Linked DNA regions of Mus musculus: region 1 is linked to region 2. A link is a loop called in an ENCODE intact Hi-C map of the cell type or tissue named here. Cell type or tissue: left cerebral cortex. All regions are shown on one strand.

Region 1 (8,000 bases), 64 kb after region 2:
AGGGAGGTATGAAAATCAGATATCTGGACTTGAGTTTGTTCTTCCTAAAATTTGTCTTCATTTTCTTCATACATGCTTTCATGTAGCTTCCAAGCTGCTCTTTAACTTGTCACTCTGAGTGATGGTGGCATCATGCCATAGGGCAAGGGACCTAGATGAAAGCTGAAATGAAGATAGCTGGCCAGCTGCCAGAGAAAGGTCCTCTCTCTGTGCTTTCTGGCTGCAATGCTATGACCGACTGAAACATTGTATTCAACGGACTGAAACATTGTATTCATGAACCACAAGAGGCCTTTCCTCCCTCATCACTTTTTTTCTTAAGGGATTTCTTTTTAAATTAAATTAAATTAAATTATTTATTTATTTATTTATTTATTTATTTATTTATTTATTTATTTATGTTTTTTGGGAGACAGGGTTTCTCTGTATAGCCCTGGCTGTCCTGGAACTCACTTTGTAGACCAGGCTGGCCTTGAACTCAGAAATCCACCTGCCTCTGCTTCCCAAGTGCTGGGATTAAAGTCATATGCCACCACCGCCCGGCTTATTTATTCATTTATTATATGTAAGTACACTGTAGCTGTCTTCAGACACTCCAGAAGATGGCATCTTTACGGATGGTTGTGAGCTACCATGTGGTTGCTGGGATTTGAACTCAGGACCTTTGGAAGAGCAGTTGGCGCTCTTAACTGCTGAGCCATCTCACCAGCCCCTCTCTTCTTATGTGACAAAGAAAAAAAAAAACAAAACAAAAAACAAAAAAACGTAACAGGAACATTAAAATTGATAAAAACTGTTCAAATTGCTCATGTCACAAAATATCTTTTAAAAACTATATTTAAAAAATCTGCTCATATCTTCTTGTGATATCCTTACCCCCCACCTCTGATCCCTAGACAGCAGCACCTCTGGGCTAGCCCACAGCCACTTTCCCTGTTCTTCTGGTCAATGTCCTACACTGCAGGTCCTGACCATGGCAGAGAAGGGATCAGCTACTGGCTATTTCCTGGCTTAAATCCTTTAAAGTCTTCAACTGCTCTCGAAATCTTGTGTGGTGGTTCATGCTATCCCAGCACTGAGAGAGGCTGAGATAGGAGCATGGATTGTTTGGGCCAAGTTGAACATCTTAAGGAGGTTTTAGGCTAACCTGGAGCTACAAAACAAAAACAAACAGATAAATAACTTCATTACTCTTCTCCTCTCTTTTATCCTTCGGCCTTGACAGGCAAACATGTCCTAAGCTTCTTTCTTCTCTGACCCTGCCTTGGTTTCTTGAGCTGCTGTTCATTCATTCCCCACTTGCTGCTGTTCCTTCAACTGGAACATTTATCCCATTGCTCCTGCCCTAGCATACTCTTGGTCTGTAAGTTATTGTTCCAGTGTCACCTGCTGAACCATATCGCTCCTGACCACCTTTCCTGGTTCTTTCTGGTCCTCTGGAGTATTTCTCTCCATGGACAATCATCATTCTTATTATTTCTTCTTGTCAATGGGCTGTAAACCAGAAGGATATTGTGTGCCTAGATTGTCTCCTTGATTTCAGGTTAGGCTCAGTAAATATTTGTTGAGCTGTTTAAAACTGTTGAAAAAAATGTGTCAGCCTTACCTGGGAAGCTTTGGACATGCAGATTCTAGGCTCACTCCTCAACATATCAAACCAGCTTCCGTGCTTATCGAGAACACAGGTAATCCCTGTGCACTGTATGAGGTGTGCACGTACGTACGTGTGTGTGTGTGTGTGTGTGTGTGTGTGTGTGTGTGTGTGTGTGTGTGAGGTACTGCCTTTAACCAGTCTCGGCTCACTCTGGCTGCACTTGTACATGAAAATCTCTGAGCCAGGAGTCAGGAGGCATGTTTCCTCTTTACTGTGACACCTGCAGCAGTATTTGTGTCCTCTTGTGCCTTCCTTTCTCCATCACAAGACCTGGCCTTCTTATCTTCTAAATAACATTATGATGACAAAGTGGAAAGCCTTGGACACAGGTGATTCCTTATCAATAGTCTTTGAAACTATAGAAATTAGTAAGAGAAAGATGGAAATAAGCTATGAGACAAGGGGGATGTACAAAGAAGGAATTAACTTCTGGAGAAAGATATGTGCACTCACACATACATACATACACCTCAGTAAAGAGCGTCCTCAGAGAGAACTTATAGCCATTTTATGGTGATAACTCATGTCTCATGGAGCCGTAGGGTCCTTAATATCCAATAACAATGCGTTTCAATCTGATTTGCTTATTATAATCCCCAAAGGACTTTGAGAAGTCCCACACCAGTCCAGTGTATCTAGTTGTGGTTACCCACACACAAGACCTGGACACGATGGGTCAATCTGGACATTCCATTTTGCACGAGGAAGAAGTCAGGAGGTCCCACTTTTCCTGGGAAGCTTACAGCATCCAAGATCTGATGGGGAAGAGGAGCGTCATTGTCTTCAGTGCTATCGCTATGGATACATTGCCCGTGGTCCAGGTCCAGTGAATAAACCCACACCTCATCTGTGCTCATGCAAGCAACCCTAATTAAACTCAGCAGCGGGTCAATCAACAAACTGCAAGTAGGAAGGAGCCTCATTTGATGAAAGAAGGAAGGGTTCAGTCAGAGTGGGAAGGGAGTGGAAGACGGAAACGGGACTAAAAACATCCAAAATGTACATTATATATGTGAGAAGTCATCAAAAATACATTAATAATCAAAACTGCTATATCAGACGATGCCCACATCATCTGGGTTGAGCCCAGATATCTGCAGGCTGTGCAACCACTCAGGTTTAAAGCACACACAAAAGCCCCTGATGTGTTCATTAAAATTCAAATCTAGGAGCAGTGGGTGGTTCCGAGAGTTCTGTTCCCCAGGTGAGCTTGAGTCTGGCCTAGGGGCTGCCTTTTGAATTTCCAGACCCCAAGAAATTCACACGCACAAAGGAGAGTTAAGCTTTGAGGAGTTTATGGGGGTTAAGTAGTAAGGAATTGGTGGATGAGATGGTTATTGCTTCTGGTTGTCACTCAGCCGTCATAACTCTGCTGCCCGCTCTTCATGAGCAACCACTGATCCAGAGGGCAGCATAAGGCATCAAAGGAGGACTGGATGGAGAAAAGGTAGCCCACACTAAGGACTCACTGTGGCCCAAGCATTGTGAAATGATGCTACTTCAAGGAGTCCTTTTTTTTTTTTTTTTTTTTGTGCCCGTGGTACAGGTCCTCTCAAACTTCATCCTGCATTTGTTAAAGGGAAATTATTCTGTTTTCCTTCTTAAAGTGTGGTTAGCATAGATGTTATCTGGGATGGTTGCTTTAGGAATAGGTACCTTTGCAAGGCATGCAGTGCGGAGAGGGATGGGCTCAACATAAAACAGTATGGGTGAGGGGGGAAATTTATATTGAAGGAGGAGGTGGTCAGTGGAAAGAAAATGACCAAGAGATGTGCCAGCGGTAGAAGTGGATGCTGGCTAAGACAATTCTGTTAGCATCTGCCTATTACTGTAACAATACCCGAGGTAATCAACTTAGAAATAGGAAAGGTTCGCCATGGCTCAAAGTTCTGCAGGCTTTAGCCTGTGGGTGCATTGGGGTCCATACCAAAGAGCCATCATGCCAGGGGGACATGTAAAGCTGTTACCTTATGAGTAAACTTTTCTGTTAGGTCCCTGCTCTTAAAATCCCCACCTATCCCCTAATAACAACACAGACTTCTGAGCCACTCGTAAACATGAGTCTTTAGGGGGTATCTAAGACCTAAACTCTATCACCGAGTTTGGCAATAACAGAGGTCAGACATCAGAAATGATGGAGGATAATCCACTCCAGCATCATATATTGCGGATGAGAGAATGTTTGCTAAACCAATTATCTAAAACTGGGTGTCATAAAGGTTTTACAGAGGGGGCTAAAAGAAGCCTGGAGTGCCGGAGTTGCCAGAGACTGTCATATTGACTAAGTGGAAAAACTTGGATTCTTGCCCAGGTCTTCCTGACTGTGAATTCTAAGTGCTTTCCAAGCTGCCACACTGACTCCTACCTAGAGGGGCGAAGCTGTCACCGATGCCCAACAGCTGCAGTGGGGAGAGCAGCTGAGCCAAAGAAACAACGCACAGAGACAACGGAGGCCATTGTTAAGAGAGTTTGATGGGCAGAGAGAAGAACAGGTGTGCAGCATTGGAGCCAAGGAACAGCTTGAGAAAGAAGCAACCAGTGACCATGATTGACAGGAGAGCGGAGGCTCAGGGGCTGTGCTTTTTGGTTTTCATCCAGAAGTTTCCTAGCTCTTGTTCCTCGGAAATATTGTTTACCCTTAAAGGGCACGCAGTGAGAATGTGCACCAGCCGCTTCTCCAGGGGCTGTACCAGAGTGCCCTCAAACCCAGCACTCAGTAGTTCACAGTTTGTGTTTGTTCACATGGAATCTCAGCATCCAGAGCTATGACTGTCACCGATTTGGTTTTTGTTTTGTTTTTACCCGAGACTCCAAAGCCAGAAATGTCCAGGGAGTGTCCTAACATCCAAGTTAGACAAAGACCAGGCCATAAGTGGCCTAGCGGCACCTCTGTCCTATGTGGGAGGGTTCTGAAGTTTCACATCCAACTAAACTTTCCGGTGATGCTTTTGAAGGCAGAGAAAAGGGGACTTTATGGGCGCTGTCTGCAATCACTCCAGACAACGTACATATAATTCTGCTTCTTTCAAGGAGAGAAATGGGGTCTTAAGATTAAGAAACAGGCAAGCTACAGACCTCAGTACTTAGAACAGACTAAAGAAAGCTCAGAGAAGATCCAGCAGCCTGGGCTGGGAATTCATAGGCTTTTCCCAAAAGGCGCCACCAGGCAGGTGGCCCAACATTAAGTCATCATTGAGAGAGCACTGCCACCTTGTGGTAGCAGCTAGGCACTGCACACCTTCACCGACCCATGAAGGATTCCTGCATATTAGAGCTTTGCTTACCTTTTTCTCTTTTATTGCCTAAAAGACAGGACTGATAAGCATCGGCATTTACCGGGATAGAAAACGGGAACCAGGAGTTTGTGCACGAAGAGTGAGCTTATATTTAAACAAACTGACCAAGAGTCTTTCTAACTGGGAAAACAGAAGCTTTCTGTGTCACAACAATGTATCAGAAGGCCGAGAGTGTAGCTCAGTCCATAGAGACTTTACCTACCAAGCCTGCATCCCTGGGATTGATCCCCAGTACAACATAAACTGGGTACAGGAACAAAAGGAACAGAAGTTCTAGGTCTTCCTTAACTGCAATGAAGAGGTCAAGACCTGGGCTACATGAGATTTGTCTCAAAAGGGTGTGTGTGTGTGTGTGTGTGTGTGTGTGTGTGTGTGTGTATGGGGAAAATGTGCGTGATGCCATGCCTGGCTCTCACATTTTAAATTAAAATGATATCATTTGAGCTGGAATTTCGTATTAGTGGCCCTGGGCATCCCAGGGAGCTCATTCTAAGCTCCCATTCTCTTCTGCTATTACTCTGTTTTAAATGAGCTTTGGTCAAAAACTATTTGCTTGCTAGTGCTATTGTAACACAGCCCCATAGGCCTGAGGCTCATCTAACACACATACACCTCTTCCATGGGGTCCTAAGCTCAGAATCTGAGCTCAGGTTCCTGCTAACGTTGGTGTCGAGTGAGGCTTGTGCTCTAGGGGTGCAGCTGGCAGCCTTTCTCTGGGCTCACATGGTCCTGACTTGCTGGATGCATGGGAGGGGACAGGTAGCTAGAGGCCTGGCTCTGTGCTGTCCCTTCGTAGAAAGGAATCATCTTGTGACATTAGGGCAACACCCTCACTTAACCTACTTCTGTGGAGACTTTGCTTCCAGGGTGGGGTTTGGGGTTTTTTTTTTCTTGCTGTTGTTGTTTGGCTTTTGTTTTGTTGGGAGAAGAGAACTGAGCCCATAACATACATTTTGGTCGAGGAAGAGGCTTTTGATGGTCTCAGAACCTTGGGACCACATCAGTATCCATTGAGATCAAGAAGACAGAAAACCTGGGCAAAGAGGGTTCTTCATCCCCAAGGGGGCAGCAGAGACAGAGGCTGCTCATGGCACGGGCGTGCTTATACCGTGACTTTCTCTAACTGAACTAACTCTCAAGGGAAAAATCAGAAATCACAGCAGCATTTAGGTTCTCTGGCTAAACCTCAGAATTTTCTTTTTAATTCAGAATGGGGCTGAAAGTGGAAACCCAGTCTAATTTTGTTGAAACTCAGAATTGAATGGTGTGACTGTGAATCTCGGCCTACATACTTACTTCACATGGTTTGAGAAAAGTGGTTCAGTTTTGTTCTAAGGACTTAAAGAAATTGATTGAAATTCCAGCATTGTCTTTTCAGGCCCTTTTATTAAGTCTAATTGCAATTGCATGGATGAAGTTGTTCAGGAATTTCTACTTTGACATCTGAGACATTGTGAGTCCTCTTTTTTTGTTTTCTGTTTTTGTTTTTATTTTTTCGCTTGCAAATGTCATGGTAGAGTGTAATAGCCATCTTCCTGAGGTGACTGAATTGACCCTGGCACAGGCTCATGTCACCATTGCCATGCACTGTGTGTGGCACATATTAGCTGTTGAGTGTGTGTGTGTGTGTGTGTGTGTGTGTGTGTGTGTGTGTGTGTGTACAAAAAGAGAAAGAAAGAAAGAGACAGACAGACACACCCACACACGCACACACACAGAAGAGGTGGGGACAAGAGCAAAAGACAGAGATAGGATTACAAGCACTAAGTGGATGCTGGCATACAAAGAAGGAAGTGCTGCTTGCAGTGTTGTTCTGGGGCCTGGTGCTTGCCTGGTTCCTGCAGTTGGCCTGATTCCTGTTGACTTTTTCTGAGTTCATCCTAGAGGTCTGCATCTCAGTGAAGCAAAGAGTGCTGAAGCCAATGAGATTGGAAGGGAAGTTCAGACAGGCTCCCCAGGAAAGCAGTGATGGCCGCAGTCCTTGGTGTTACACTCCTTGGGTCCTTGGGTTCTGTAGCTGAGACTGCAGCACAATGTCTCTGGTCCTCACTCTTCTTCCCTGACTTCTCAGGCTGCAGAGCTTCTCCCTTTGCGCTCATTATCCTCGCTGTGATGAGGCCTCAGGTTTCTGAGGATTCGGGAACTTTCACAGAGCATGGTGAAGCCAGGGATGGGCAACATGAACTAAGGGTCCTTGCTGGTGAGCCTTTCTAAACTTGTTGTATTTGTGCATGTGGGGGACAGGACACTGTACTGATAGATACAATTGAGGGCACACATGAGTGAATGGAGGAAAGAAATCTAGCAAGCCCCGAGGATCATCAATTGCTTCACAGGCATGTGAGGGAGAGAAGTGGGGAGAGACCTAACTTACAGGCCAGGAAATCTGCCTATAAAGGCAGATAAATGGGCCCTAGGGAGCTCCAGATATTTGGGAGCTGATGCCTAACTTCAGCCAAGCCTATCCAAGTGCAGGGAATGGGTAGACTTCTGATTGTTAATGAAGCTTAGGGACTGTACCAACGTCCTACTGTAAGATGGATCTCAAGCATTATTGAGCCACATCCTTCCTTGGTCTCTCTTGACCCAGAGACAGCTGAATTACTCCATGGAAGGGCAAGGCAGGGGTACTAGAGGTGAATGGGAAGCAGGGCAGAGGAGAAGCCTTTCCTACATGCACTCAAGATCCTGCGAGTGCCCAAAGATGAAGAGACACTCTAAAGTTCACAGGGGAAATTGAGAATAGGGTAGATTGGGGTCTTAGAAATGAGTGGCTTTGTTTGGACTTTTGTTGGATGGGCTTCTGTCCCTTCCCATTATTCCTAGACTGGTCCTAACTCTCCTCTTCCAGGAAGCTGAAGGGCAGAGCTCAAAATATTCCTGGTCACAGCCTGGCCAATCTGCCTTCTTCCCATGTCTTCACTGAGATTGGGCTTGGATGCTGATCCCTTTGGCCTGTTTCTTATCTCGTGAGAATCCAGAGACTTGGACAAAGCTGATACCTCCCACTCTTGCTACTTGTCTTCTGGCTCCGCCTGTCTTCAACCCTT
Region 2 (8,000 bases):
CTAAGTGAGGCCTATAATTCATGGAAGGTAGAATAGGAAGGACCAGGACTCAAAGTCAGACAGGGTTTCAGGAAACTCTGTCTCAATAACTAAATATAAAACATAACAAAAATAATATTTGGAGTGTTAATGCTAATAAAAATTAGTAAAACTATTTCAGTGACTTTGTGGGTAAATGACAACCCATCCACAGAGAGGAGAGAATAAAACTGGGATAAAACCTGCAAGTGTCTTTTTAATTGTGAGACAGAAAGACCTCTTATCCTTATTGTTGAAAAGACTAACTCAAAACAAAAGGCAATGAAAGTATGACAAATTATTCAACTAAAATTCTGCTGGGAGAAGTGCAGATCTTTCTAAAGTAAAGCTAGCAAGAGCTTTTGAAACTGATAAAACGTTCATAGCCTCTGATGCTGTAATTCCTCCCTCCCAAGGGCCTTTAGCCTCAGGGAGAAAAAAAAAAAAGATGACTATGTGGCCATATGTGAACTGCAGAGTCCTGACAGGACAGGGAGTGGCATTTTAGTAAGGCCATCTAAGTCACCTAAATAGACTAACTGCACTGCTTACAAAACAATAACCAAGGCACTTGTCCACTTAGAAGTAAGGAACTATTTCCTGTAACACAGCACAATTAACCCAATGGTATAAAAACTAGCAAAAAGAAAACCATCAAATACTAAAGCCCAGATTAAAGGTTGCATTTATACACCAACCAGTGGTATAAAATTATTTGAAATTGATAAGAAACTAGGAATTGCTTATTGTCTTCTAGAACTAGTGAGGCCTACTACACTATTCGAGTAGTTGAAAACTGATGTGCAAGATGCATAAATCTACAATTATCAACTTTATCACAGGAGTACTCAGAGCAGCTGTTTTCACAACAGGCAAACCATACATGTAATTCTAGCCATGCTATTAACCAGCTGTAGCCCAGTTATACCAAAATCTCACTTTACCACCAGAAGGAACTGTGCAGTCTCCATATGGCAACCAGAGGCTCCCAACACCAACTTATTATCAAGCTCCAGTCAGGAGTGGTAAAGGTCCAGTTTCTCCTATTTTCCCAAATGAGGTGTCACGTTTCCCAGCCACTCAAGGGCTCTGGGTCCCAAGGAGTGGTAGCAGCTAGCGAGGAGGAAAGCACAAACGGACTGCTCTCTGGAACAGTGAGAAGCAAGCAAACAAGAGGTCAGGAACTGTGACACAGAGGTTAGATGGAGACAGAGGCAAGCTACTTGCTTTTTCAGGCTTTAGTTATTCAAAGCTATTTTAGCAGTAAACCAAATGATCTGCTAAATCTTTCCAATTTAATATCTACCAACATAGCCCTTTTATAATAAATATCCATTTCTCTCGTACTGAACCAGGATGGTAAACCCTTCATTAAAAATTAGAAGCTAGGCACTGATGGCTCCTTTCTGTAACCCTGACACTCAGAAGGCTAGGGGGTAAGGTGGGGCTGCAGAGATTTGAGCTCAGACTGAGCTAAGCAACCCATTGAGTTCTGGGCTAGCCTGGGTTACAGTGAGACTCTCAAGGTACTTGTTTGTCATCAAGCCTATCGCCCGCACCCACATGCTGGCAAAAGGGAATGCACTCCCACAGAGGACCTACTCACCCAGGTCCCAGTGCACGCACTGAGCACAGGCGCATGAGCAAGAGCACACTCACAGGATAGATGAATGCAATTTAAAAAAAGAAACGTATTTAGAATTAGGATAGAGGGGAGTAAAAGTAAACTACAAAGATGGCCAAAGGACGCCCAAGTTCCCAGACCTGTCCCTTTCTAGTCATAGCTGTGGGCAAACCCCTGCACCTCAAAATAAAGTTCTAGACTAACCCTTACTGGCCATGGCCTTCATTCCTCCATCTTCAAGTAGAACGACTTTTTTCCTCTCATAACCAGGATGTCATCCCAAACAGTATCAGCTCTTATTTCATCCTTAAACAAATAAAAGTAGTAATGTTGGGGGTGGAGAGATGGCTCAGCAGTTAATAGCACTGGCTGCTCTTTCAAAGGACCCCAGTTCAATTCCCAGCAACCACACGTCATCTTACAACCGTCTGTAACTCTGGTTCCCGGAGATCTGACACCCACACACAGAATAGCAGGTAAAACACCAGTACATACAATTTCTCTAAAAGTCATTTTTTTAAAATACTGATTTTTTTCTTCCAATTTTTCTGGTACTAAGAGAGTCCAAACATATTTAGCTTATCTTAAATCTGCACTCAAGCCTGGACCCTTTCCTCAAAATGCACTGAGTAAATAGATTTTAGCAGTATGTGCTGTAGCAGCAAACATAAGAAGAAACTCAGAAGCCTGGGGAAGACCTATATCAGCAAATCGTTAACTCCTAATTGATGAACTGCTCAGTGCAGCGTGGCCTGGTGCTGCTGGAGCAGTGAAAACAAGAGATGAAATGCCCAGACAAGACTCAAGCTCAATGCTCTAGCGGGGATGCAAGATGTTTACTAGGAAGACAATTCTGGACCCAGGAAACAAAGGAAGATGCCATCGTCTGTGAACTGCAAACAGTCCCATGGAGAGGACATGTGTAACTGTAGACGAAACGAGAACGCAGACAAGCACCAGAAACTGGAAAAGACTGAAGGAATTCTAACCATGAAATTAAAATTCTCTTCTTCACCCACAATAGTAAAAGCAATATGGCAACAAGCAAAAAGATTCTACCTGAGGGAAGGTAGAATAAAAAAGTTCCTGCGCGAAGGGCGGCTTCTGGCTTTCTTGTTATGACGTATTAAAGAAACAGAACAAATTACAGGTTAAGGGTTGTTAAGTATTTTTAACCTAGAGACTGAGGTCAGTGTTGCTGAGAACAAGGAAGAAAACCACCATATAAGAGAAGAGCAATGCACTCTAACAAATTAAGAGAGACAAACATTAATAAAGTCTGGAAAGAAGACTGACTTCATCCAATGCAAACCCTTCATCAACGTTTACATCCCTTACCAATTATACACTATACATTTTAACGCATACTTTATAGTTATCCTTTGCATTAAATTTGATTCCAGTTTTTTAATCTAAATGATGATACTTTAATCAACTGTCTAAATACATATGTCTCACTAATACTTAATGTTCTTGACCCCCCCAAAAAAAATGCTTTTTCAAACGGCTACTCTGAAAAAAAAAAAAAAAGGTAAATGCTTATTCTCATTCATAACCGTCCTCCCCCAGCTTGGGTTTTTTGAGACAAGGTCCAGGTAGTTTTTGCTATTCTGAAGCTTGCTATGTAGACTAGGTTAGCCTGGAACTCACAGAAATCCACCTGCCTCTGCGTCCTGAATGCCAGGATAAAGGCGTGAACCACCTGGTTTTTCTCTCTCCTTAAGTGAAACAGGGCATTCCAATCTTGAACGGCGAAGAGTCTGTGCACTAGTCATTTCCATGGCTAAGGCCTATTTTATGATCAGCAAACCTAATTGGCTAGGTAGCCAGCAAAGATGAATTTGCAATTATTGAAATTCAAAATCAGGCTTTACGAGCAACGACCACCTCAAATGGATTGCCCCCTCCCTTTACTTTGTCAAGAAAGTAGGTACATTTTTAAAAAAAATGTATAAAAATAGACGTCCAAAAGAGGGAGAGGAGGGGCGTAAAGCACCTGAACCTACAGACGCCCCGTAATCCACCAAAGTTCTCAAGACGTGTTTTAGGGCGTGTCTTTGTTTTGACTCAGTGATTTAAAAAAAAAAAAAAAAAAAAAATCCCACTCATTCCGGGCTCTCAGGTACTTTCCCTCACCAACGCGAGCATCCAGGCTTTGAAATCCCAGGGCATCTCTGCCTCGCCCTGATTTCCCGGTGCAGGAAGGCTGCAGCCCGGGCATCCCGCGGCCCCTTCCCGTCACAGCACCACCGAGCAGGGGCATCCGGCCTGCCCGCTGCACAGCAGGCGGCTCGGGAGAGGGGGCGGGGGCTCCGAGGGTCGTCCCAGAGCGCTGCTGGCCAAGGACACCCGGCCCTCCGTCCGCCCGCGCTGCGCCCCGGAGCCAGGCAGCCTCGGGCGCCCCGAGACCCCGGCCCTGACCCCCGACTCTCACCGTGCGGAGGTCGCGTTGCCTCCTCGGCCGCGGCCCGGCTGCCGGTCGCCCAGCGACCTGCCCGCCCGAGGATGGGAGAGAGGCGAGAGGCAGTTCCGTCACATCCCGGTCTGTCCAGCCGCCTGCCCCGCAGCAGCCAGCATCGCCTCCTCGGCCTGCGGGAGCGCCGGACTTCACCGACGCCGCGCCCCCTCCCTAGGCCGGCACCCTCCTGGACTCCGCCCTCCAGGGCCCTCGCACTACGCGTGCGCGGCCCCGCCTCCCGGTCTGTCCTTGCGCAGGCGCGAGTCTCACTGGACTAGACCCCGCCTCCGGGCCCGCCCCAACCTCGCGCCAGCCGTTCGCAGGCTCCGCCCTGATCCACTGACCTTGCCTTTTTACCCCCTGACTCAGGTCTTTTCCTGGCTTGAACCTTTCACTCCGGTCTCTTGGCTGGATTCAAATGTGCAGCTTGACCACAACCAAACCTGTCAGCTCCGGCTCCAGTCTGACAGGAGTGATCTGAACACTGGAGCAAGCATGACTTCCCCACTTTACGTCTTGTTTTGGCCTGACTGTGGCTGGCTATGCCTCAGCCGTGCATACTGAATCTGAGCGGAGATTGCGATAAAACACTGAGAGCTGAGAATTGGAGCTATTTTATGAGGCTGTGGATCCCAATCCCATTCCAAATGCCATCTCTCCCTCCTTCCTAGATGGTCAGACAAGTCGTTGAGAGTCACCATCATGAAAGCCTTCAGTATCTGGCTGTCTATTAAAAGCATTGACGGTGATATTTATCTGACCCTAGACTGCCTAGTCTCCTCACTAGCCCTAACAGCTCAACTGAAATTAATAATATTGAAAGAGAACTTGGAAAGTCTCCACCTGTCCTCCAGACCACTAACATAACCACTGTGGTAGGGGAGGAGACACTAGCGCCCCTCAGGCCATCAGACTGTTGAAACATTATACTCCAAATAATGTTTTAAATTTTAGGTATTTTCATCCTGGAGAAATGGAAACAACACTGAAGGCCTAGCGCTATCCAGAGAAGGAGCTTGCCTCCCAGGATTCGTAGCTCTGACAACTTCTCAGACCACTTTGCAAGATAGACCGGAGTGAGCCGAAACAGTGCTAGGTCAGTCCTATCACACCTTAACCAGGCAGGAGTGCTCAATTTACAACTATCTCTAGCTCTCTATATAGACTTAAACCTCTGGTCAGTACTCCTGACGGTGGACTTGGTGATAACTGTACCCTTTTGCTTCCTCCAATTCCCTATGTGGCCATAATGAGTAAATTTCCTTTTTACCTGTTTCATTATTACTTGTCTCTTTAATTGGTCAATAGAATAATGATAGGGAGACTTAATTTTGTGGATGATAATGTGTATCTTTAAAGTGCTGGAAAAGACTAGGGCTTCATGCAGTATGTTTCTTTTTAGATTAAGTAAATCATTAAGAGAGCAAACACCAGTTCCAGACCTCAGATTCAAACACAACACTCATGCGATGAGGTTGCTAAATATGCTTTGGACTTTACGCTACAATCTAAATTGAGAGATGGAAAAGAAGTGGCTCTCCACAGCTTGTCCTTGGGAGCTAGGCAAGATGCAACTGTTCCAATAGGCTCTATAAAGAATCTGGGAGGGGGCAGGGTGATCTTTCCATTCCCCAAACCAGGAAGAGCTTTGCTTCTCAGAACTGCTTGGCTGTTGTCTTGTGACTCCCTGAATATTTGAGGTAAGTATGTGTTTTCTTTGGCAGTTTGACGTGCTAGGTCACCACTTCCCTTTCTTCTGCAAAGGTAGAAGCCTTACAGAGTGCCTGATGCATATGAATTTTTCAGGCTTCATCAAATTTTCTGTGTTCCCATTTTGTCTTTGTCCCAATTTTCTCACTTCCTTGGTTGGCACCTTGCTTCTATTTCTATTAGGCAAATCTTCCAGTGTATGCCCACAGGATTTTAATTTCCCGGATGACTGTGACAACACCGCGAGATCAATGTACTGAAAGATTATTTTTATGGCTTACATTTCCTGAAAGATGGGGTGCCATGTCATGCAGGGGCATATGGAGAGGCATTGGGTTTGGCTGGGAGTGAAGGGAAAACCCAGACCAAAGCTATTATTGGAATGTATGTGGAAAAGGAAAGGGAGATGCAGGAATATATTGAGGATGTCTAGTGTAGATACTGTCAGCGGATTCTAAACCACAGATACTTGTCTAGTTGTTTGGTAACTGACCGTGGGTTATTTGGATCAGAGAGAATACTGGCTTGGTTTGTGGAAGTTAGACAAAGGGGCGGTTGTAGTTATAGACTTAAAATTGGCTGGAGGCTACATCATAGGATTATTAGATGTTCATGAAAGTTGGGTTGCAAGGAAAGCACAAACAATGTTCGCCATTCTTTGGAAGACTGTATAGACAAATCTAAAAAATATGTATTTAAACATCATTTTAGAATTATGTATAGAAAACAGGTTATATTTTAAAAGTCTGCCACCGGAAGAACTGTGCATTCTTGAGGCTAAGGGTAAGATAGCAGACCAACCTGAACATTGGATTCCCAATGTTTATCATGGCTCAGAATCCAGGAGGAAGGTTTTATAACACAGATTGCTGGCCACCAGCCCTAGAATTTCCAAATTCAGTGGGCCTGGGTGGGGCACAGGAATTTAAATTTCTGACAAATTCCCAGAGAACTGCAAGGCTGCTCTAGGGATCAAGCCTGGAGAACCACATGAGTAGAATACGCCAACAACCAGCCGTACCTGATGGGGAAACTCTCCATCAACTCCTGAAGGATTGTCAAGATACAAAGGTCTAAAGGTCTAAGTGTCATGTGTCATGTGGACAAATATCACAACTGTGTCAACCTTTGATCATTAAAGAACAGCTGAGAGAGCCAGGGTTGACCCCAGTCCTTGAGCTGAGGAGAAAGGCCAATGCTGAAACGGCAGAGGCGGATGGTACAAACTGCTATGATAGGAATGCACATGCTTTGACCAATCTCCTTTGTGGGTTTTTTTTTTCCCTGTACACAAAGTAGTGTCAGAGCACAGAGATGAAGAACCCAGTGATCTTGCAGGATTGTCACTTGGAACTATTTGTTAAAAGCTTAAATGAACAATAATGGCTGGGCCCCCTCAGCAGATAAACTCACTTGCCACCAAGCCTGGCAACCTGAGTTTCATCCCAGAAATTCCTGGATGAAAGGAGAAAAACAACTCTGTTCTCTGTCTTCATTTGTAAAGACCCTTGGACTATGTTGGCTACAGTTGGATGATACAGAATGATCTGTATTTTAGGGTCGGTTAGTAGTATTGATTTCACTCGTAGCCTAATTCCTCCTTGCTTCTGATGCTGAGGTCTGAACTTAGACAGTCACTCGTGCTATGAAAGAAAGCCCATACAACTACTCCATACGCCAGGCCAGAGAGAGAACTTTGCAGAGAGATTTTATGGTTCCAAGGCAAACAGCACAGGGAAACAGTCAGTAAGACTCCAATAAGAATTGGTTCTGGGGGCAATCCTAAATACAACATTAAAGGGTCTAAAGAAATAATCCTCGGGGTGGAGAGATAGCTCAGTGGTTAAGAGCACTGACTGCTCTTCCAGAGGTCCTGAGTTCAATTCCCAGCAACCACATGGTGGCTCACAATCATCTGTAATGGAATCTGATGCCCTCTTCTGGTGTGTCCTAAGAGAGCAACAGTGTACACACATATATAAAATCAATAAGAATAAATCAAAAGAAAGAAAGAAAGAAAGAAAGAAAGAAAGAAAGAAAGAAAGAAAGAAAGAAAAAAAGAAAGAAAGGAAGGAAGGAAGGAAGGAAGGAAGGAAGGAAGGAAGAGAGAGAGAAAAGAAAGGGAGGGAGAGAGAAAGAGAGAGAAGGAAAGAAGGAAGGAGAGAGAGAGAGAGAAAGAAAGAAAGAAAG

What was found. Peaks named below come from ENCODE experiments on the same cell type or tissue, not always from the same donor. Only the 100,000 strongest peaks of a DNase experiment are listed, where the experiment ranks them.
Region 1: a loop joins it to region 2, with 2.8 times the contacts of the local background. A loop is called at or near these places in 15 of 42 quality-filtered maps.

What each region holds. Positions count from the first base shown.
Region 1 is chr14:37,028,593-37,036,592 of GRCm38, forward strand. It overlaps Rgr (retinal G protein coupled receptor), which reads right to left. Exons shown (of 7, transcript NM_021340.4): 7 at 6,317-8,000. Among named protein-coding and RNA genes, the nearest start is that of Rgr, 16 kb to the right of the region's middle. In left cerebral cortex, CTCF peaks have their summits at 4,870 (motif pointing left) and 6,022 (motif pointing right); DNase peaks (open chromatin) are centred at 4,125, 4,860 and 6,024.
Region 2 is chr14:36,964,466-36,972,465 of GRCm38, forward strand. It overlaps Ccser2 (coiled-coil serine rich 2), which reads right to left and starts at 4,299. Exons shown (of 11, transcript NM_027045.1): 1 at 4,077-4,299. In left cerebral cortex, no CTCF peak of the experiment used is centred here; DNase peaks (open chromatin) are centred at 3,946 and 4,349; H3K4me3 peaks cover 2,486 bases; H3K27ac peaks cover 1,131 bases.